Linked DNA regions of Homo sapiens: region 2 is linked to region 1. Evidence: chromatin loops called from intact Hi-C (ENCODE). Cell type or tissue: ovary. All regions are shown on one strand. Links, peaks and the distances in the headings refer to the core of each region. The heading gives the core; the rest is flanking DNA.

Region 1 (10,688 bases), core at 1,947-9,946:
GGGTGTGGTGGCATGCACCTGTAATCCCAGCTACTTGGGAGGTTGAGGCAGGAGAATTGCTTGAACCCAGGAGGCACAGGTTGCAGTGGGCTGACATTGCGCCACTGCACTCCAACCTGGGTGACAGAGTGAGACTCTGTCTCGAAAAAAAAAAAAGCCAAAAAATAAAAACACCTATCTGTTGGGTGCTAGACTGTTCATATTTGTCTTCTCTTTTATATTTGCTAGCTCTATGTGTGTTTGCCCTGTATTTTTGGAGGATTTGCCAAATTTATTTTTAGTTGGTCTATTAATTCTTTTGAGAATCAGAAATCTAATCTTTCAGGTTCTTTTGTGTTCTCAATTTGTCCTTTCTAAGACATTCTGCTCCTGGTTCATTGGTGTAATAGTTCTTCATCTCTGAATGCATCTCATACATTTATTTTGTTTCCTTAATTATGCATCTTATAAAGTCAGGAGTTGTTTGTTCACATGAAATTTTAACCTTTTATCCTTCCAAATTTTTTCATGTATCTTGTGATCTTTGTCATTCATATTTAAGAAAGAGTTAAATTGATTCTAGTAGCTGGCGTGTACTCTCTCTATTATCGAGAAGGGATTTTATACATACATATATGTGTATATATATAATTATTTATTTTATTTTATTTTATTATTTTTAGGGATGAGCTCTTGCTCTGTCACCTAGGCTGGAGTGCAGTGTTGTGATCATGGCTCACTGAAGCCTCAAACTCCTGACTTGAGATGACTCAAGTCGTCTTCATGCCTCAGCCTCCTGACTAGCTAGGACTACAAGCATGAACTACCATACTCCAGTGCCTTTTTAAAAATTTTTTGTAGAGACAGGCTCTTGTTATGTTGCCCAGGCTGAAGGGAGTTGTATTTTTGAAGTAAGTTTCTCTGCTGAGCAGAAGGTCTGACTGGGAGCTCTGCCTGTGTGTATGAGGGGTGCTGTCAGCTCCAGCCCACCCATCCTGCAAATAACATAATGAGGGAGGCTTTACTCTGAGAGTCTCAACCAAATGGAAATCCTTAGCTCTCCTCTACTGTTTTAGTCAATTTCTTTAGGAAACAAGCCCACTGTATTTTTTCCTGGAGCCATTGCCAGATTTCTGAGAGCTGTGTGCAGAGAAAGAAATGGTAGGTGGCGGAGAGAAAGTAGGGGTGAGGGGTGGGTCCAGCTGGCACAAATTGTCCTGAGACTAGACTTTCAATTCATTGTCCTATTTCCAGCCTCACTTCTCACTCTTACCCTTCAGTCTTCATGCTAACACTGTACCTAGAACCTGTCTAGGGATAGGGAAGTTCCCTTATTATTATCTGGTTGTATTTTCCTCAGTCTGTATTTCTCCTTCTGCTTTACTTCTTCAGAACTCTGTGACACTTACAGCCCCTCCCTTTATTTTCTTTATTCTTGTAGGTTTATTTCTTTAGGTAATTCCATTCCTCTCTTCAATATCTGTAAAGAACAGGATGCGGATGGATGTGCTCTGCCCACCATTTCAAACCTGGAAATCACTTGGCTATTTTTGAATTCCTTGTTCCCCTAAAGGCACTGTGGCTTTATACTTGTATATCACTCATCCATCATGTACTCAACAATAGGATATAAACAAATTACCAATATTTCTGCCAAATTTCTGTGTTTTTTTCAATGCATTATAGAGCCTTACCCAAGATCTGAAGGGGGCTGAGAAGGGTTAGCTCTTGGGTCCAACAAAAAGCGTTTCTGTGTGATGTTCTTGACACCGTTCACGTTAAGCACAGGATAACCCATCTGTCTGGTCCAGGTGTCCATTACTTCTTTCACTGGTAGCCTACTTGCCTAAGATTGAAAACAAAATGGAGATTAATTAATTAACAAATATGAGAAAATAAAAGGATAGAATAGTTAGATTAGAAAATGATTGGTAAGCCATTTGTAAATCAGACAAAGAAATATTTGGGGACATATACTCTTCCTTACCTCTTCCAGTGCTGCCCAAAAATCAGAAGTTTTTGCATTCTTGAATTGGTATTTTTCCAAGTACATCTGTGTGTAAAAAATAATCAGCATGTTAGAAGTCAATGTTTGCTTTTCTCATACTTTCACAAGATGAACTGAACCCCTGCTACTCAATTCTACCTCCATTGCGCAAAACCAGCCATAGATAACATGTACATGAATGAGCACGGCTGTTGCATTGATATTTGAATTCCATACAATGTTCATGTATCATAAAATATTCTTCTTCTTTTGATTTTTTTCAACTATTTAATAATGTGGAAACCATATTTAGTTTATGAGCCTTAAAAAAAATACATGGATGGTGGGCCAGATTTGGCCAGCAGACAGTAGCTTGCTGATCTCTGCTCTAAGGAAATAAATATACAACCTTTTGAATAATAATGATGATGATGGTGGTGGTGGTGGTGGTGGTGGATGAATTGGGGACATTATTCACTGTAAAGCATAAGTCTTCACTCTTCAAATATTTTAAAGTACAAGTCTTTTAGATTTAAGCTTCTTTTGGCAATTTTCTTTACAAAACCTCTTTCTATATGTGAGTTTTCAAATATAGTGTGATTTATCCCCAGAAAAAATTCCCAGTCTTCTAATCCCGTAACTGGGAGCCACTTGGAGTTTGCCAGTAAACTTTCCTAAGTTCCTGCTGTATCACTCCTCTGTTGCTTTCTAGAATTGTCCTGACTGAAAGTGGAGGTCTTTGATAGAAAATGGAACCATCTTCAGTGTTCTTAATGTTAACTTTGCACATATCATTTTCACTCTAAGTTGCTATAATTTTCAGTAGGTGCTGTACCTAAATCACGTTACCTCCTAAATTCCTCTTCTTTTCAGACATAGAGATAAAACAGTATTAGAAGGACTCCAAGAAGCCTGGAAGAGGGATGAAGCCACTTTGGAATGCTGCCTCCATATTTGTTCTTTTGGTTAATTCACTTCTTGGCACTACCACCAGAGGGCAGGCAAAGGAAGGGAGAAGCAGCAATCACTTTTAGGTATTCATTACAGAAAGTTGCACAAATCATTCATCATATCTTAATAAAATAATTGAATATTTGGTAAATCAAATGTCTAATATTTTTAAATAATAATAATTGAATACTTGGCATAGTAATAGTTATAACCATAGCTGTGTTTTGATGACAATTTCTATTGAATATCTTTTAAAATTAATTTAGAGGAGTTTGACTACTACAAGGTCTTGAGCTTAGAACCATGCAATCGTGGAACTGGAAGGGACTTTAAATATTATTTAATAAAGCTCCCACATTTTGAGGTGAAGGAAACTGCTCTCCCTAACTACCTGGGTGCCTTCAGAGGTGAAGAGATTTGCCTGAGATTATGATGAGGAGAATTCTGAACCCTGGATCAGTGTGTGTGGTTTTCATCACTGTTATTGTTGTTACTGCTTTTAAAATTGCAGTTTCTTGCTTCTCATGAACCACAGGCTGAATGGAAATTTATGTAATCAGCATATTAAAAGGTACTAATTTTATATTGTCTAGATTAGTGCTTTTGAATATTCTATATTAAGACACTTCCCTCTTCACCTTGAATAATCATGTAATCATTCAAGTCAAAATTACACGATGACCTAGGTCACAGTTCATTATTAGTTGGAATCAGTGAGCACAAAAGGAAACGAACAATGTTTCTGTTACTAGTATCCCAAGAAGGGAAAAGACATTTTCCAGCTGACCCATTCCTGTCTTATTGACAGTACTACTGATACTAGAAGAAAAAGAAAGGAAGAATATATTCTCGGTTTCTATTTCATGACCACATATTGTTATGAATGTCCCCTTCTCTATTACATCTTTTATGTACATGTATAGCCTTAAAGATTTTCCAGTTGATAATTTTGCTCTTATTTCCCCCATCCTGCACCTATTTTGCTGTTTGAGGTTGAGTTTGGGGCAAGGTGATGAGCATGAAAGAGAATAGACAAATGGCCAGCCCCAGATTTAGTTCCACACCAGGTTAGCTAATAAAGAGTCACTTTGGGCAGAAAGTTAGTATTTGCAACAGAAATACCTTGAACTCCCATTCATAGCCTGTGGGATTTCAGGGCAACAATCATAGAGTGATGATGACAACTCAAGGAGGATATTGTTGGGATGCTCAAACTATGTGAACTATGGAACTATGTTCCAGTTGGTCTGAGGGTTTATTGGATGTGGTCCATATCGATCATATACTATTTTCAGATATTAGCTAGTGTTTGAAGATTGAAGGAAAAGGGTGTTTGGGTGTTTTGTGTAAATTCATTCCATAGCACTATAATGGCATGAAATATTAATATCTATTCTTCATAGTTCAGTTTTTAGCACCATCTGTGATCACAGTTAAAGGAAGACTTTTAACTTAAGAATTATTAATTTTAGACAAAACCGGTTTTTTAAATTAATTATAACATAGATACTAGGTTAAAGGAAATATGAGAGTTTTATGGAATTATTAGGATAGCTATTCATTTTCAAGGAATCTTAGTACTTCTCTATCAAAGTCAATATGAAAGATTATTTAATTTGAAGCCAGCTCTGAAGATGCCAAAATTGTTATTTATTAATTACAATTTAATTTAGAATCAAAACTATACAAACTGAATTTTAACTTAATTTTTGAAAATGAATCTTCTTTATTTCTATGTCCTGTATAATTTATTATAGGCTATTCACTCATTCATTCATTTAACAAACATTTTCAGGATGACGTAACATGTGTAATTAAACTAGGCCCTGCAGTATGGGTAAAGATATAGAAGACAGAGTCCCTGATTAAAGATGCTTACAATGGGCAGGGCACAGTGGTTCATGGCTGTAATCCCAGCACTTTGGGAGGCCGAGGCGGGCGGATCTCTTGAGCTCACAAGTTCAAGACCAGCCTGGGCAACGTGGCGACACCCCGTCTCTACTAAAAATATAAAAATTAGCCGGGTGTGGTGGTGCCTGTAATTCCAGCTACTCGGGAGACTGAGACATGAGAATCGCTTGAACCCGGGAGGCAGAGGTTGCAATGAGCCAAGATCACGCCACTGCACTCCAGCCTTGGCGACAGAGCGAGACTCTGTCTCAATAACAATAATAATAATAATAATGCTTACAGTGAGGGAATATATGATAACATTTGAGTTTGAAACTTATGGAAAAGTTACAAGATGTTCTCATGATGCAGAAGCACAAGCACATAGCTTCTCTCTTTGCACCTAATGTCTCTACAAAATATTTTACTAATAGACAAAGGGTTAAAATATACTGATATACTTCCAAATATTTCCGAAATCTTGACTTTATTTCTTACTTTAATAATCACCTAGATGTTTCACTATTGGGTAGAAGGGGGCCGTTTTCTTTTAGAGTAGTGTAGAGAGGGCTAAATGCCACATAAGAAGGCTTGATGGGAGTGAGATCTATGTGAATGGTGACCTTCTCCTGGGGAATCACATACAGAAGAAGTACTTTCTGTGGCAGCCAGCAGGGGGCATTTCTCCAACCTGTTTTCTGCTCTCTGGGATGAATACCGTCAGCACTGCTACTCCTGACTACCTGGGTTATCGCAGCAGGCAGGATGTAGGTGGAAGGGAAAGAGTAGGAAGAGAACTTCATTTCTAGGCTGGAATGGGGCCAACCTGCAGAGACGGCAGTTATAGGGACACATTGTAGCTACTTTGATAAAATTAAAAATAAAAACAAACCTGGGACGATTGGCTTAGGGTCTGTTAGAAAAACGAAAATGAAACAGAAACATCTCCTGGAATAATACGCTTAAGTGGGATGTGTGAAATGTTTCAGAAAGTTTATTGTCATTTCTGTTACCAAAAGGAAGCAAGCCTCTTTATTCACTGACTCCATTGTAATAAGCATACTAATATTGATCTTTTCTAATCTAATAATAAGGGAAAAGTCTTGTACTCAGTATAAGGAATGACCTTTATAGATAAATTTAGATGTTTATATCATGTTGCTATGGAAAGAATCGTATTCCCTGAAATTCATATAAGCCCTAACCCCCAGTGTGATAGTATTTAGAAACGAAGCCTTTGGGAGCTGTCACATTTAGATGATATCGTGAGGCTGGGACTCTTATGGTGGAACCAGTATCCTTATAAGAGACACCAGAGTGCTCTCTCTCTCTCCCTCTCTCTCTCTCTGCTATGAGGACACAGTGGGAAGTCTACCATCTGCAAGCCCGGAAGAGAGGCTTCACCAGAAACGGAATCAGCCAGCACTTTGATCTTGGACTTTCCAGCCTCCATAACTGCAAGAAAAATGCATTTCTATTGTTTAAGCCACCCAGTCTATGGTATTTCCTTATGGCAGCCCAAGCTGACTAAGACACATGTAAGGAGTTTCAAAAATAACTAAGTAATCTGTTTCAACTTCTCCATGAGACTTCTGCTAAATGATCATTACAGATACAATGTAGGTACTCAATTGGATGTAAAATCATGTTTTTATCTTTTGCTATATTATCTATGCCTCAGTAAAGAGATTAAAAAGGAAATTATCCTTGATTAATCACATATCTTAACATTCACCAGCCACATATCAATGTAGTTTAATTTTGATATCACTAAAAGTAATAAATCATACCTGACATCCTTTTTGAAAATTCTCTGGTTTTATCCAGTCTTCAAGCATTCTCAAAATAGAAGATCCCTACAATGGGGATAAAAAGACAAATGAAACTAATAAAGGCTATGTAAGGAACAATGATCAGTTATTACTCTTGCAACTAGTATTTCATGATCATATTTGTGAGATTAGTTCCTCAAGATGATTCTGCTAAATTATATGGCTCTATGATTTTAGGATGAAAATACCACTTGGCACAGTCCCTGTATCTATGCATCTAAAATAACTAAAAGGTAAAGAGAAATTGCTAAAATGGCCATCATTTCAGGGACTTCAGATTCAAATAATTATTGCACTTCCCCAAATAAACCAGCAGATGGGGCTTTCTTAATGAAAGAGAAATAGTCTAAAAAATCACATTCTTTGATGAATGAGGAAAGTAGTTTCAGGGTAAAATTCTGCCAACTTATTAAATATATTTTCATATTTGAAAATAAGAATTATATTTAGCAGAGGGAAGTAGATAGTCAAGGAATTATCTGGTCAAATAGCTTAATATACATGGATACATAATTTAGGCATATAATCTTTCTCTTCTCAGTAGTCTATCTCATTTGCTTTCCTTTCATCTGAAGAATCTGATGAACATCTTGGCTCTGTACTTTCTTTTTATGTGTTATAAGGTTAGTACTGAAATGCACAATTTGTAATATTTTAAATCAATTTTCAAGTAACTGAATGAAAAAAGAACACTGCCCCCACTTAAATTAGTAATTTTTATTGTAAGTTATTAAGCATTCTAAATTAATTTTATACCTATTTAGAAAGCTAAAGGCCTAGAAACATTTATTTATCTTGGACATAATATCTTAAACCTGAGGAGTATCTAGGACTAAGGGGAAAAATGATTGAATAAATTTAAACTTCTCCCATGTGAATAATTAGAATAGGCTATAAGTGGATTCGAAATTTTCATTTCGACATAAAGATAAAAGGAATCATTCATAATATCAAAGAAAAATGAATACAAGAAGGCTGAACATACACCATGGGAATCATATGAGAGGGAAAGTCAAAAATATGATGCTAAGAATTTCAAATGCTAATACATAGAAGCTTTTTCACTCAAGTATTCATTTTAATAATTATAATATTTTTGACTCAAATAAGACTTTAGGTATTACTCAGGATAACAAAATGTATTAGCATGCAGTAGCTTCTAAGCATCTCAGTGTAGTGGGAAACCCATGAGAAGCTGAAGTAGAAAATGACTAAAATAAAATTTAAATTATGTTACATACAGATGTGGAATATGTTTGAAGGAGAGACTATATGAAATATTGTGGGACAGAATGTGTCACATAAATCTTGGAGTTACAGATTTCCAGCAACTTTTCATAAAATATTAGTGAAGAAAAAATCCTCACCTACAATATGCTAACAAATTCATCTTTACATCTTCTAAAAAGGAATAAAAGTATTTCCTTCTGAGTTGGATTTAAATGTTTATTGCAGGCATTAAAATGTTCTACTAGGAAAGCTGTGCACATATACAGCATTTCTTGTTGACCACATAGAAGAAAAAGATTTATTGTCTTTTAAAAAATCAAATAAAACAATTTGAAATGTGATGCTTCAAGTCTAAATATTAAATTATCAGAATGAAAATAATTATATACAAATGTGTAAAGAGAAATTCTTAAAAATCTCTTTTAAAATTCTGTGACAATGACCAGCACTAAATTATACTGAAAAGTACAAACTATTGAATATTCAGCACTCAGAATAACTTCTACACTGTTTTCCAAAGCTCACTGGCACAGTGTGACCATTCTTACCATTTTTAGGTATCCACTAAAAGAAAAGTCACTAAACAGGAAGATGTTCAAAACAATGTTCTATTTCTCCCACCTTGCTATAGGATATTCCATCAAAAACAGATGTTATTTCATCAGGGGTTGTCACAGTCACAATAATTGGATGCGAAGACATCAAAGAATCATCCTCTTGAACAGGTAATACATCTTCAAGTAACATTTGGTCACGCTGAAATGAAAGAATGAGCCAAAGGAATATAGTATTTCCTTTATACTAGTTTATAAACTAAAATACCATATATAAGAAAAATTGGAGGAAAATAAATATAAATGACTTAAGTTACTTAAACATTAGGTCTTCAAATTAATCATACTTTGCACTGATTGAGCTATATTGATTTCATGCCCTTCTTCTACTTCTAATTCCTTTTAATTTTCCCCCAGATGACAGGCCGAGAAGACATCAACTTCTGTGAATTCTGCTTCTGCGACTTCTGTGTGACTTTTGGATATGTGCCAAACTTTTCAAGCCCTATTTCTATATCTGTGCAATGAGAATGATGACATCACTCCACAGATTTGGTCTAAGAATTAAGAGAGGTTGCATATCAATTTGCCAAATATTGATGTTCAGGTTTTTCTAATATTAACTTGTTATTGGAATTTGGATACTTCATAATTAATGAAAGAAAATATTGGCAGTTTATCCTTTAGTTCTAATCACCTCTCGTTTCCCTCCTAGGTCTTGTCAGCAATACAGACTGGTTGACAGGCCTAGCAGTACTGTCAGATTTCCTTGGTTCAAAGCTCAGTCTTTTTACTTTCTAGATATATAAGTTTAAGCAAGTTTCCTCACCCATTAAATAGAAGTAATTATGGCCTGTACTTTTTGGAACTGTGCACAGGACTCAGTGATAAAATTCATGGTTAGTACTTGGCATAGTACCTGGCACAGAATGAGAACCTAACCCATTAGCTGCTATAGTTATTTTGACTCTTAAGCAGTAAGATTCTGAAATCTAACTCTGCTAAATCACTACTAACTTTAAAAATTTCATTGGCTCTACTTAATTAAAAATATTTCCAAAACAGGAGTATGTTGTATTGGCTTACATTTTCCAATTATGCGGGTTTCATTTATAACAGGAAAGGTACTGCTGTCAAGTGATGACTGCCAATCAAGATAATTTTGACTTGCATTTTGATTTTTGTATACCTAGGAAGTTTAAGTATGGTGAGTAGAAAGATCCTGTTCTCAGTGTGAGGAAGATTGACTATACCAGCTGTGTGTGTGATTTTGGATTTTGCTACCAGCTGTGTGTGTGATTTTGGATTTTGCTACCACCTATCTCTGTGATGTTGGAAAATTCTATCATTTTCCTGGCCTTCCGATTTTTCACCAGTGAAACGAGGTATTCCATGATTGTGGTATTTATTGAGCTCGCTTATAAAATATCTTTATCTATCTGACCCTTCCATCCACAAGACCTTAAATTGAGAACTCCTTAAGGGCAAGAAGTGTATTTTATTCATTATTCATTTTGGAGTCCTCCATTTGCTGAATGAAGAATGAATGAATGGGCTGGGCTCGGTGGCTCACGCCTGTAATCCCAGCATTTTGGGAGGCCAAGGCAGGCAGATCACCTGAGGTAAGGAGTTCAAGATCAGCCTGGCCATCATGGCAAAACCCCATCTCTACTAAAAATATAAAAATTAGCCAGGAGTGGTGGCGAGGGCCTATAGTCCCAGCTACTCAGGAGGCTGAGGCAGGAGAATTGCTTGAACCCAGGAGGTGGAGGATGCAGTGACCCGAGATTGCTCCACTGCACTCCAGTCTGGGTGACAGAGTGAGACTCCATCTCAAAAAGGAAAAAAAAAAAAAGGAATGAATGAATAGATGAAGGAATGAATTAATTGTTGTGTTGAACGATGTGATTAAATTTCACTTAAGAAGTGCACAGCAAATTCTTCTGGAATTTAGCCATTGCTTTTGAAACACAGTACTTGGAATATTAGACAATATTAAAATGTTATAATTTCTTATAACAGTTTGCTATAAGGGCCTCAGTATACTGTATGGGAGAAAATAAAGGACAACACAATTTTCCATTTATACAGTTTATTTTCAATAAATTATAAAATCAGCAATTTTCCATGTAGATGAGTAGTTTTCAACTGGAGGAGATTTTTGTCCCCCACGAGACAGCTGGAAATATGTGGAGACATTTTTAGTTGTCACAACAGGGGCTGGCAGGTTACTGGCATTTAGTTAATAGAAGTCTGGGATGCTAA
Region 2 (11,122 bases), core at 1,198-9,197, 300 kb after region 1:
TAATCTCCACACCTTATCCCTCCTCCATTAGCAAAGCTCTCCCAAGTCTAAGAAACCCTGAGTGATCCCAAGAGAAACAATGGAATGCCTTTAGGTGACTTGAAAAAGAGGGAATCATTTAACTTAACTTCCAGCTCCTCAGAGACATAGACAGGCTATTAGAAATAAGTACCAAGTGAATAATGGCTCTATGTCTAAATAGAAATGAACTGCCTATCATCTATGGATCACCAGGGTCAGACCATCTTGTGCTTCTCGCTGAAGAATAGCCCTGAAGATAGTGAAAGTTCATTGAATTGGTTTATGATGTAACCCTAAGGAATATTTTGATTGGGTCTGCTTGGGTCTTGTGCCCACCTCTAGAACAATAACTGGGTTCAGGGATGGGGTGCTTAGATTGCCCCACCTGGGTCAAATGCCCACTCCATACCTGTGGTTAAGGAGAAGAGAGAGAGAAAGACAGAGAGAAAGAAAGGCAGCCCCATGACTGGTAGGGTATACTTGCAATAAAGGGGTTTCCCACATTTCCCCAAAGGAGCAGTGGGATGCAGTTGAAACTGTCCCTATGAACTTTATAAATTAGTCAGGGAAAAAGGGAAGGAGAGAAAGGAAAGTAAACTCAGCTTGCAGCATACTCAGCATTAATCATGAGGCAGCTCACTCTGTGACCCGCTTCCTCGTAGCTGTTTGCTGCCAGTTGCCTCAGAATCACAGACCATCACAAGATTATAGCTCCCCCAACTGCTATACGGGTAACAAATTGAACGTTACAAAATACTAAGTTTTCCAGGCCGGGTGCGGTGGCTCATGCCTATAATCCCAGCACTTTGGGAGGCCAAGGCAGGAGCATCACAAGGTCAGGAGTTCAAGACCAGCCTGGCCAATATGGTGAAACCCCATCTCTACTGAAAATACAAAAATTAGCCAGGTGTGGTGGCGGGCACCTGTAGTCCCAGCTACTTGGGAGGCTGAGGCAGGAGAATCATTTGAACCTGGGAGGTGGAGGTTGCAGTGAGCCAAGATCGTGCCACTGCACTCCAGCCTAGGAGACAAAGGGACACTCTGTCTCAAAAATAAAAACGAAAAAAAAAAAGAAAAAAGAAAAAAATATTAAGTTTTCCAATTGAGATATTCTTTCAGGTCCTACATACTGATATAACTGCTGACGTCAACTGGTGTGAGGGACCCCACAAAGACCTGACTCACCAAAGAATGCAGTTTTGATATCCTGATTATTTCATCCCTCTTATCCCAACCAATCAATGACCCCAATTCTCCAACCCTTCGCCCTCTACGATCCCCTTAAAAACTCCAGCCCAGAACTCCTCGGGGAGATACATGTGAGGATCCCCTCCCATCTCCTTGCTCGGTGACTTGTGATCATTAAATTCTATTTTTTGCTGCAACCCCTGCTGTCTCAGTGTACTGGTGTGTCCTGCACAGTGGGCATATGAACCCGTTGGTCCTATAACACAGTTACCAGAAGAGGAAAGGCAAAAACAACAAATGTCCACTTTGATATAGCAAGAAATAAGATTATAAGCTCTGCTTTTCCATTTTTTTTTTCCCTACTGATGTTGCAAACTAAATCCCTTATGTCACTAATTTGCTTATCTCCCCATATCTCTTCTTTTGCTTTGGAAAATTTTTCTTTCACTGTCATTTCAAGTCTCCTCTCAAACCCTAACATTTAATCTAAATCTCTTTACATCTAATCTCTTGCCTGTTATTTTATCTCCAGTAATCCCATTTTTTTTTCTTCCTCCACATCCTGAGTGAAACTCCAATTTTGAAAACTCAAAGTGATGAGAAAGTGGCCTCAAATACATGACAGTTTATAAATCATCAGACTTTATAACAGATATCTCTTCCAAAGCTCTTTCTCAAGATACTTAAGTAAGTATAAGAGATCTCCACATAACCTAATTGAGAAAGACTCTGGCTAGTTGACCTGGCTGAGAAGAATCTACTGCCTGAGAGCCTATCACACTCAAAGAACATGAACCAGAGATGGTCAGGCTGGGGGTGGCATGCAGTTTGTAAAGTAGCCAGTTTGTCAAAGTTCTCTTTTCCCTTTCTCATTTGCCTGCTTAGAGCCATAAAACTTTCTCAGCACCATAAGACAGAGCAAAAAATTAAAAGAAAAAAAAACGATAAAACTTTCAAGCTGGAGGAGACTTTACTGACTATATTATCCAATCTCTTCATTTCATAATAGGGAAACTGAGGCCCAGAAAGGTGAAGGGATTTGTCCAAGTGTGACAGTTAATTTTATATTTCAATTTAACTTGGCTACAGGATGCCCAGATAAGGTTAAACATTATTTCTAGCTGTATCTGTGAGGTGTTTCTGGAAGAGACTAGCATTTGAATTGGTGAACTGAGTAAAGTAGATGGCCTCCTGCCATGTAGGTGGACATCATCCAATCCATTAAGGGGCCAAGTAGAACAAAAAAGTGAAATTCACTCTCTGTCTGGATGCTTGTGTTAGAAAATTGATTTTCTCCCACCATTGGCATCCTTGGCTCTCAGGCCTTCAGACCAAGACTGAATTTGCTGAATTTACCCCGTTAGCTCTCTATTTCTTTTTTTTTTTTTTTTTTTTTTTGAGACAGAGTCTTGCTTTGTCACCCAGGATGGAGTGCTGGAGTGCAGTGGTGCAATCTTGGCTCACCGCAACCTCCGCCTCCCGAGTTCAAGCGATTCTCCTGCCTCAGCCTCCCGAGTAGCTGGGACTACAGGCGCATGTCACCACGCCTGGTTAATTCTTGAATTTTTAGTACAGACAGTTTCACTATGTTGGCCAGGCTGGTCTTGAACTCTTGACCTCAGTTAATCCATCTGCCTTGGCCTCCCAGAGTGCTGGGAGGTGTAAGTTACCACACCTGGCCAACTCTCTAGATCTTGGGCCTTCAAACTACACCACTGTCTTTCCTGGGTCTCCAGCTTGTAGATGGTAGATCATGGGGCCTCTCAGTCTCTACCATCATGTAAGCCAATACCTTACAATAAATCTCTCTCTCTCTCTCTTTTTTTTTTTTTTTTTGAGACACAGTTTCACTCTGTCGCCCAGGCTGGAGTGCAATGGCACAATCTCGGCTCACTGCAGCCCTCTGCCTCCCAAGCTCAAGCAATTCTCATGCCTCAGCCTCCCCAGTAGCTGAGATTACAGGCACATGCCACCATGCCCAGCTAATTTTTGTATTTTTAGCAGAGACGGGGTTTCACCACGTCGGCCAGGCTGGTCTTGAACTCCTGACCTCAGGTGATCCACCTGCCTCGGCCGCCCAAAGTGCTGGAATTACAGGTGTGAGCCACCACGCCTGGCATGAATCTCTTTATATATCACACTGGTTCTCTTTCTCTGGAGAACCCCAACTAATATACCAGGATTCCCCAGCAAGTTAATGGCAGGACTGGGAAAGAACTCAGGCCTTCTGACAGGAGGCCTAGTACTCTTTCCACTGCCACACTTTTCTTTTTCAAGGTATTTGTCTTCTGGGACTAGTGTGGTGGCTCACGTCTGTAATCCCAGCAATTTAGGAGGCTTAGATGGGTGGATTGCTTGACCCCAGGAGTTCGACACCAGCCTGGGCAACATGATGAAACCCAGCCTCTACAAAAAAAAAAAAAAAAAAAAAAAAAAAAAAGGCAAAAATTAGCTGGGCATGGTGGTGCATGCCTGTAGTCCCAGCTACTCAGGAGGCTGACGTGGGAGAATTGCTTGGGCCCAGAAGGTGGAGGTTGCAGTGAGCTGAGATTGCACCACCGCACTCCAGTCTGGGTGACAGAGCAGCACACTGTCTCAACAACAATAAAAAGATATTCGTCTTCTAACAGGCAGCTATAATGACTCCTTCCAAGTCTTGCTTTGTATGCATTTGAGACTAGTAAGCCTTCTTCACTCCGTCCTTCTCTTCCTTCTTTCCCTTCTTCCATTCGTTTTCTACCTTGTTATATATAAAGTATAAAATTCAACAAAATAATTAATACAAGATAGGAAGGACCGAGGTGGGAAGATAACTTGAGGTCAGGAGTTTGGGGCTGCAGTAAGCCACGATTGTGCCAGCGCACTCCAGCCTGGGTGACAGAGTGAGAACCCAACTCAAAAAATTAACTAATTAAAAAATAAGGTAACAGTATAAGAAGAAGGGCAATGAGGTTAAAAATATGTATTATATAAAGGTAAACACTTGCCACAAGGACAAGTCACAGATTTGCCTCCAAGTTCTAACAATGAAGATGTGGATCAGTTTCCTTCCTTCTTTCCTTTCTCTTTCTTTGTTTCTTTCCTTTTTCCTCTCTCTCTTTATTTTTTTCTTCTCTGTCCTTCCTTTCTTTTGACAAAATCCACTTTGTCACCAAGGCTGGAGTGCAGTGGCACAATCATGGTTCACTGCAGCCTTGACCTCCCGGGCTCAAGCAATCCTCCCACCTCAGCCTCCCACCTAAGCCTGAGTGGGACTACCGGCTTGCGCCACCACACCCAGCTAATTTTTTTTTTTTTTTTTGAGATGGTGTCTCGCTCTGTCGTCCAGGCTGGAGTGCAGTGGCGCGATCTCCGCTCACTGCAAGCTCCGCCTCCCGGGTTCATGCCGTTCTCCTGCCTCAGCCTCCTGAGTAGCTGGGACTACAGACGCCCACCACCATGCCCGGCTAATTTTTTGTATTTTTAGTAGAGACGGGGTTTCACCGTGTTAGCCAAGATGGTCTCGATCTCCTGACCTCGTGATCTGCCTGCCTCGGCCTCCCAAAGTGCTGGGATTACAGGCGTGAGCCACTGCGCCTGGCCTAATTTTTTTTTCTTTGTAGAGATGGGATCTCCCTGTGTTACCCAGGCTGACGGCATTCTTTATAATAGATCAATTACTCAAGATGACACAATTCTTCTTAATACTGAAACAAGATGGAAAGAATCTTCAGAAGTTCGATATAATAAAAAATATTTGAGGCTTTTTTTTTTCCATTTAAATTACCTGGCCTGGAACAGGCTGAAAAGATAGTCCTTAGGAGTTAATTGGTGTTCACTGTTATAAGCTCACATTACAAGGTGTTAAAATGGCCTCCTAAACCTTACACAACAGTCAACTCTCTGCTCATCTGAAGCCCCAGTCATGGTCTCTCTCTGATGCCTCTGATGGTGAAGGCTGGATCACGGTTGGAAAAGGCAGCCCACTGGGGCCCATGCCTTTCTTGAGGCCTCATCTATAGTTTGGACCCAACATATCAGAGGGATAGCAAAAGAGGGCCTGCGTATTTCTTTGTAATTCAAGTATCAAATTTTAAAAGTGGGTTCATTCATCATTAGATATTTTCCATGCATCTTTTCTTTTCTATTAACATAAATAAGGAGTAAATGCAACTTCCCAACAGTCAGTTCATTAAAACACATATACATAAGTAGAGAACAAAAGAGATCTCAGTAATTAAAATAAAAGTAGCATCTAGGTTTCCCTTCATATGCGCATTGCCCAGTTGTCCTCTAGGGGCACTAAGGTCTTAAAAGCAACAAGGGGAAATCTGCTTTCATAATCAAATAGAGTTCTTCAGGTTTTCATACGTAGTGCAAACAAATCTTTGTACTATTGAATACTTTTGCGTATCGAATGTGTATAGAGAAAGTATATTGGAATACATCAGAAATAAAGAAAGCACAAGAAAGATAGAAGCTCATGATCTAGTCCATCTCCTTTCCCAGAGAGGCCCTGAGTCCCCAGGGGCCAAGACAAAGTAATTCCCTCGACCTCAATTGCTCTGTGTCTCTCACTATCTTTATTTATTTATTTATTTATTTATTTATTTATTTATTTATTTATTTTGAGGCGGAGTTTCACTCTTGTTGCGCAGGCTAGAGTGCAATGGTGCGATCTCGGCTCACGGCAACCTCCGCCTCCCAAGTTCAAACAATTTTCCTTCCTCAGCTTCCCGAGTAGCTGGGATTACAGGCATGCCTCACCATGCCTGGCTAATTTTTTTTGTATTTTTAGTAGAGACAGGGTTTCACCATGTTGGCCAGGCTGGCCTCGAACTCCTGACCTCAGGTGATCCACCCGCCTCAACCTCCCAAAGTGCTGGGATTACAGGTGTGAGCCACCACGCCTGCTCCTGTCACTCACTATCAAAGTGAAATTCTTAACTTGGCCAGGCACGGTGGCTCATGCCTATAATCCCAACACTTCAGGAGGCCGAGGCGGGTGGATCACCTGAGGTCAGGAGTTCAAAACTAGCCTGGCCAACATGGTGAAACCCCATCTCTACTAAAAATATGAAAATTAGCTGGGCTGAGGCAAGAGAATTGCTTGAACCTGGGAGGTGGAGTTTGCAGTGAGGCAAGATCATGCCACTCCACTGCAGCCTGAGAGACAGAGTGAAACTCCATCTAAAAAAAAAAAGAGGCTAGGCATGGTGCCTCACGCCTGTAATCCCAGCACTTTGGGAGGCTGAGGCGGGCAGATCACCTGAGGTCGGGAGTTCAAGACCCTGACAAACATGGAAAAATACCATCTCTACTAAAAATACAAAATTAGCCAGGTGTGGTGGCACATGCCTGTAATCCCAGCCACTCGGGAGACTGAAGCAGGAGAATCACTTGAACCCAGGAGGCAGAGGTTGTGGTGAGCCGAGATCGCACCATTGCACTCCAGCCTGAGCAAAACTCCATCTCAGAAAAAAAAAAAAAAAAAGAAAGAAAGAAATTTTTAACTCACAAACTTCAGGTTTCTGGCAGAAACTGTTTTCAGTGTTGAAAGCACTTGCTTACAGTGTTGTGAAAACTCCAGGGTAAAACTGGACTTTTTTTTTTTTCTTTTTTTTTTTAAGACGGAGTCTCACTCTGTTGCCCAGGCTGGAGTGCAATGACATGATCTCGGCTCACTGCAACCTCTGCCTCCCGGGTTCAAGCGATTCTCCTGCCTCAGACTCCCGAGTAGCTGGAATTACAGGCGTGCACCACCACGCCCATCTAATTTTTGTATTTTTAGTAGAGACAGGGTTTCACCATGTTGGCCAGGATGGTCTCGATCTCCTGACCTCATGATCTGCCCACCTCAGCCTCCCAAAGTGCTGGGATTACAGGCGTAAGCCACTGTGCCCGGCTAAAAACTGGACTTGTAAGTGCCTATCACATTTCCTTCTTATACTTTTTAAAAATCCAATTTGGTCCTCTTAACTGTTGTACTCATGGTTCTTTTAGTTAAACTTTTGTAGGTATCTACCTTGGGATGTAAGTCTCTTTTTATGTAATTATTTGTACTCCTCTAATTTATAAAATATTTAGTATCTTTTATATGTACCTCAAATTCCTCCAAGATCAATAAGGAATGTTTGTTGATACAATACATTTTATGGGACAGGTTTATTTGTATCCCCCTAGTAATTCATCATAGGAATATGGTATTTAGGGCCGAGGTTCATATTCCTTGAGAATTTATCAACTATGGCAGGTATTAACCAACTTAATAGATGATGATTTAATTTAATCCTCACAGCAATCTTGTGAAGTTTGTACCATTATCATTCCCACTTTCTATATTTAAAAAGAAAGTAAGAAAGAAACAAAGGAAACATGTTTTAAAGAATGTAAGCAACTTGCCCAAAGTCAGAATTAGTGGATGGAATTGTAACCCAGATATATTTTTCTTCCTAGAAATTGTGATGTTCAGAGAGGTCTAAAGTGAAATAGTCAGGAAATGAATATTGATTTTTCTCTTCTGAGGCAGTTACTAGTTTCTGGATTAATTTTTTATTTGCAAAAATTAAGAACACACCAAAAAAGCCTTTCCTTTTTACAAAACACAATGGTGTCAGACTTAAATTTTTTTCTGCAATTAGGTGGACAGCAAAGTTCAGTAGGGGGAAAAAATCAGATGCGATTCCTGTATTGACAACCTCTGTAGGTAGGACCAGAATGAAAGTGCAACATGTAACTGTATTTGGAGTAGTATTTCTGACCAGGCACTGTGACTCATGCCTGTAATCCAGCATTTTGGGAGGCTGAGGCATGTGGATCCCAAGGTCAGGAGTTCGAGACAAGCCTGGCCAATATGGTGAAACCCCGTTTCTGCTTAAAAATACAAAAAAATTAGCCAGATGTGGTGGCACACGCCTGTAATCCCAGCTACTCGGGAGCCTGAGGCAGGAGAATTGCTTGAACCCGGGAGGCAGAGGTTGCAGTGAACCGAGATCGTGCCATTGCACTCCAGCCTGGGCGACAGAGTGAGATTTCATCTCAAAAAAAAAAAAAAAAAAAAAAGAGTAGTATTCCCTTTCCAGTTGTGCCCTTTGCTCAGACTTAATGTCAGCTTGCGGGCACCAAAGAAGATACATGAAGAAATTATGACTCAGATCCCTGTATCTCCCGTGGGGTAAATACAGGTCAACTAGTTAGGAAGCAAGAAAAAATAAATCCACCCATTTGAGGTTTGTTTTTCAGTTTAGAAATCTCTAGAACTGTGGAAATAGCTATGTAATCCTGGGGTGATGTGGGGGTTTGGATCAGAACTCCCAGGTGCAAGCTAAGTAGGTACCTGAGTCCTATTCTCTTAGGAAACAGGGATCAGGTATTCTTTAGATATCTGGACCAATAGATGCCCTACATACTGTAGATAACTAATAAAGCCTGGCTCTGTGTTGATTATGTTGGCCAAGGATTGCTAAATTTACATCAGGACTTCCCATACTGGTCCATGGACTTAGTGATTCTGAGTTTACTGCAACAGGTCCTTAGCTTGCCGTAGGCTGAAAGAGTAATATGCGTCATAAATATATGCACAGTTATCTTTTTTTTTTTTTTTTAGACAGTCTTGCTCTATCACTCAGGCTGGAGTGCAGTGGCATGACATGGCTCACACTGCAGCCTTGACCTCCTGGGCTCAAGAGATCCTCCCACTATAGCCTCCCAAGTCGCTGAGACTACTACTACTAATGTATGCCACTATACACAACTAATTTTTAAGATTTTGGGGTCAGGCACAGTAGCTTAGGCCTGTAATCCCAGCACTTTGGGAGGCCGAGGTGGGTGGATCACCTGAGGTCAGGAGTTCGAGAGCAGCCTGGTCAATATGGCAAAACTCAATCTCTACTAAAAACACAAAAATTAGCTGGGTGTGGTGGTATGCGCCTGTAGTCCCAGCTACTTGGGAGGCTGAGGGAGGAAGATCGCTCGAACCTAGGAGGTGGAGGTTCCAGTGAGCCAAGATTGTGCCACTGCACTCCAGCCTGGGAGACAGAGTGAGACTCCATCTCAAATAAATAAATAAATAAATACATACATACTTTTTTTTTTTTTGTAGAGACGGGATCTTGCCCGGGCTGGTCTCGAACTTCTAGGCTCAATCAATCCTCCCACCTTGGTTTCCCAAAGTAGTGGGATTACAGGTGTGAGCCACCTCGCCTGGACTCTTCTACATGTATGAAGATGCTGTTGTAATTAATAAACTACAGAAATGCCACCCATTACTGAATTCACAGTGGCTTTTTGACTATACAGGGTTATGGCATGGAAGCCAGACTTTGGAATCAGACAGATTGGGCAATCTAACCTAGCCATTTGGCAAATTAGACAGGATCCTTAAAATTTCCAAACTCCACTTTCCTCATCTATAAAATGGAGTTATTGCATGGAGTTGTTATAAGGATGAAATGAGACAATGCATGTAAGGTCTTAACAGCAGATGCTCAATAAATGAGATCTATTATTACTTCTATCAACATGTACTTTTCTAAATCAACTGATAGTCTCATATAGGAGTCTATCTGGATCTTTTTCTCATCCATCTATTGGGATGGTGCAAATTTCTTCCCTATTTGCAGATGTTTCCCTCTCAATAAGACATCAATATTCTATCATGTGTGTTGAAAATATCTTATTCTCTAGTACAAATTTGCAGCTTCTAATAAGCCTACGTTGTAGGTTTTGTTTCCAGAGTTAGAATCAAATATTGAAACTAGTTCAGGGCAAAAGAGACGTATTTTCCATCCCCATGTAAGTTAATAAAGAAAAGCTCTTTATAAATATTCAGTTGGTCAATGTTCCCTGAGAGTAAGAGGAGGTGATGAAGAGGAAAAAAGGTAAATTATGTCAATTGGATTCATCCTGTTCTATGGTCTAAAGTTGAGAAGAAATGTCTCTTTTTGGCTAAAAATACACACTCTCTGGCCTGCGAGTGGGAGGAGGACTCAACTGTGGTGGTTAAGAAGATGGATCCAGAGTATCTGGATTTAGATTTTGACTTTACAGCTAAAGAATTGAGAGCTCTTGGGCTGACTACTTAACATCAGTGTGCTTCAGCTTCACATCTGTAATTTGGAATAATGACAGAAAACATACAAGCTGGTGTCATGGGAGGAAGGCTGCTGGGGAGCCATGGTCAGGAGATTGAATAGTGTCCCTTCCTCCAAATTCATGTCCACCTGGAACATCAGAATGGGACCTTATTTGGAATAAGGGTCTTTGCAGACATAATAAAGATAAGGATCTAAATGAGATGATACTAGATTAGGGTGGATCCTAAATCCAATGAAAGTGAGTTTATAAGAAATAGAAAGAAGACAGAAAGACGGAGAGAAGAGGGTGATGTGAAGATGGAGGCAGAAATTGGAGTAATGTGTCTACAAGCCAAGGAATGCCACAGTTTGCCAGCAACCACCAGAAGCTAGTGGTATGGGACAATTTCTTCCTCAGAGCCTCCAGAAGCCAACTCTGCAGACATCTTGATTTCTTTTTCTCCCTAAACTGATCAGCAGTATTTTGATTATTTTTTTCCTGACACCTGGATTTTGGACTTCTAACCTCCAGAATGACATGAGAATACATTTTTGTTATTTTTAAGCCATCAAGTTTGATCAAGTTTGTGGTAATTGTTATGGCACCCTAAGAAACTTTGGCTTCAGGAAGTCATCGTTCCTGCGATCAAGGGATTTTTAATTTCCTACATGGGAGAGGATGATGAGCTAAGGGCCTGAGGTTTATAAAAGCTTTGATAACAAGGACTTCAAGAGGTTAGGAGACAAGAAAGAGAGAAATCATCTCTGTGAACAGGGAAGGCTTTAAGTAGGAAGTCGTTCGTAAGTATCCAAAGAGTGGACTGATTTTGACAGGTAGGAATGGGACAGGTGGGGTTAGG

What was found. Peaks named below come from ENCODE experiments on the same cell type or tissue, not always from the same donor. Only the 100,000 strongest peaks of a DNase experiment are listed, where the experiment ranks them.
Region 2: a loop joins it to region 1, with 7 times the contacts of the local background. A loop is called at or near these places in 23 of 110 quality-filtered maps.

Annotation. Positions count from the first base shown.
Region 1 is chr4:110,511,352-110,522,039 of GRCh38, reverse strand. It overlaps ENPEP (glutamyl aminopeptidase), which reads right to left. Exons shown (of 20, transcript NM_001977.4): 7 at 8,491-8,625; 8 at 6,598-6,663; 9 at 1,967-2,032; 10 at 1,674-1,825. Among named protein-coding and RNA genes, the nearest start is that of ENPEP, 41 kb to the right of the region's middle. RefSeq lists an enhancer at 6,938-7,107. In ovary, for the core only: CTCF peaks have their summits at 5,500 (motif pointing right), 6,702 and 6,904; a DNase peak (open chromatin) is centred at 5,499; H3K4me3 peaks cover 1,038 bases; H3K27ac peaks cover 900 bases.
Region 2 is chr4:110,205,828-110,216,949 of GRCh38, reverse strand. No RefSeq gene overlaps it. Among named protein-coding and RNA genes, the nearest start is that of ELOVL6, 13 kb to the right of the region's middle. RefSeq lists a silencer at 5,383-5,677. In ovary, for the core only: a CTCF peak has its summit at 5,479; no DNase peak of the experiment used is centred there.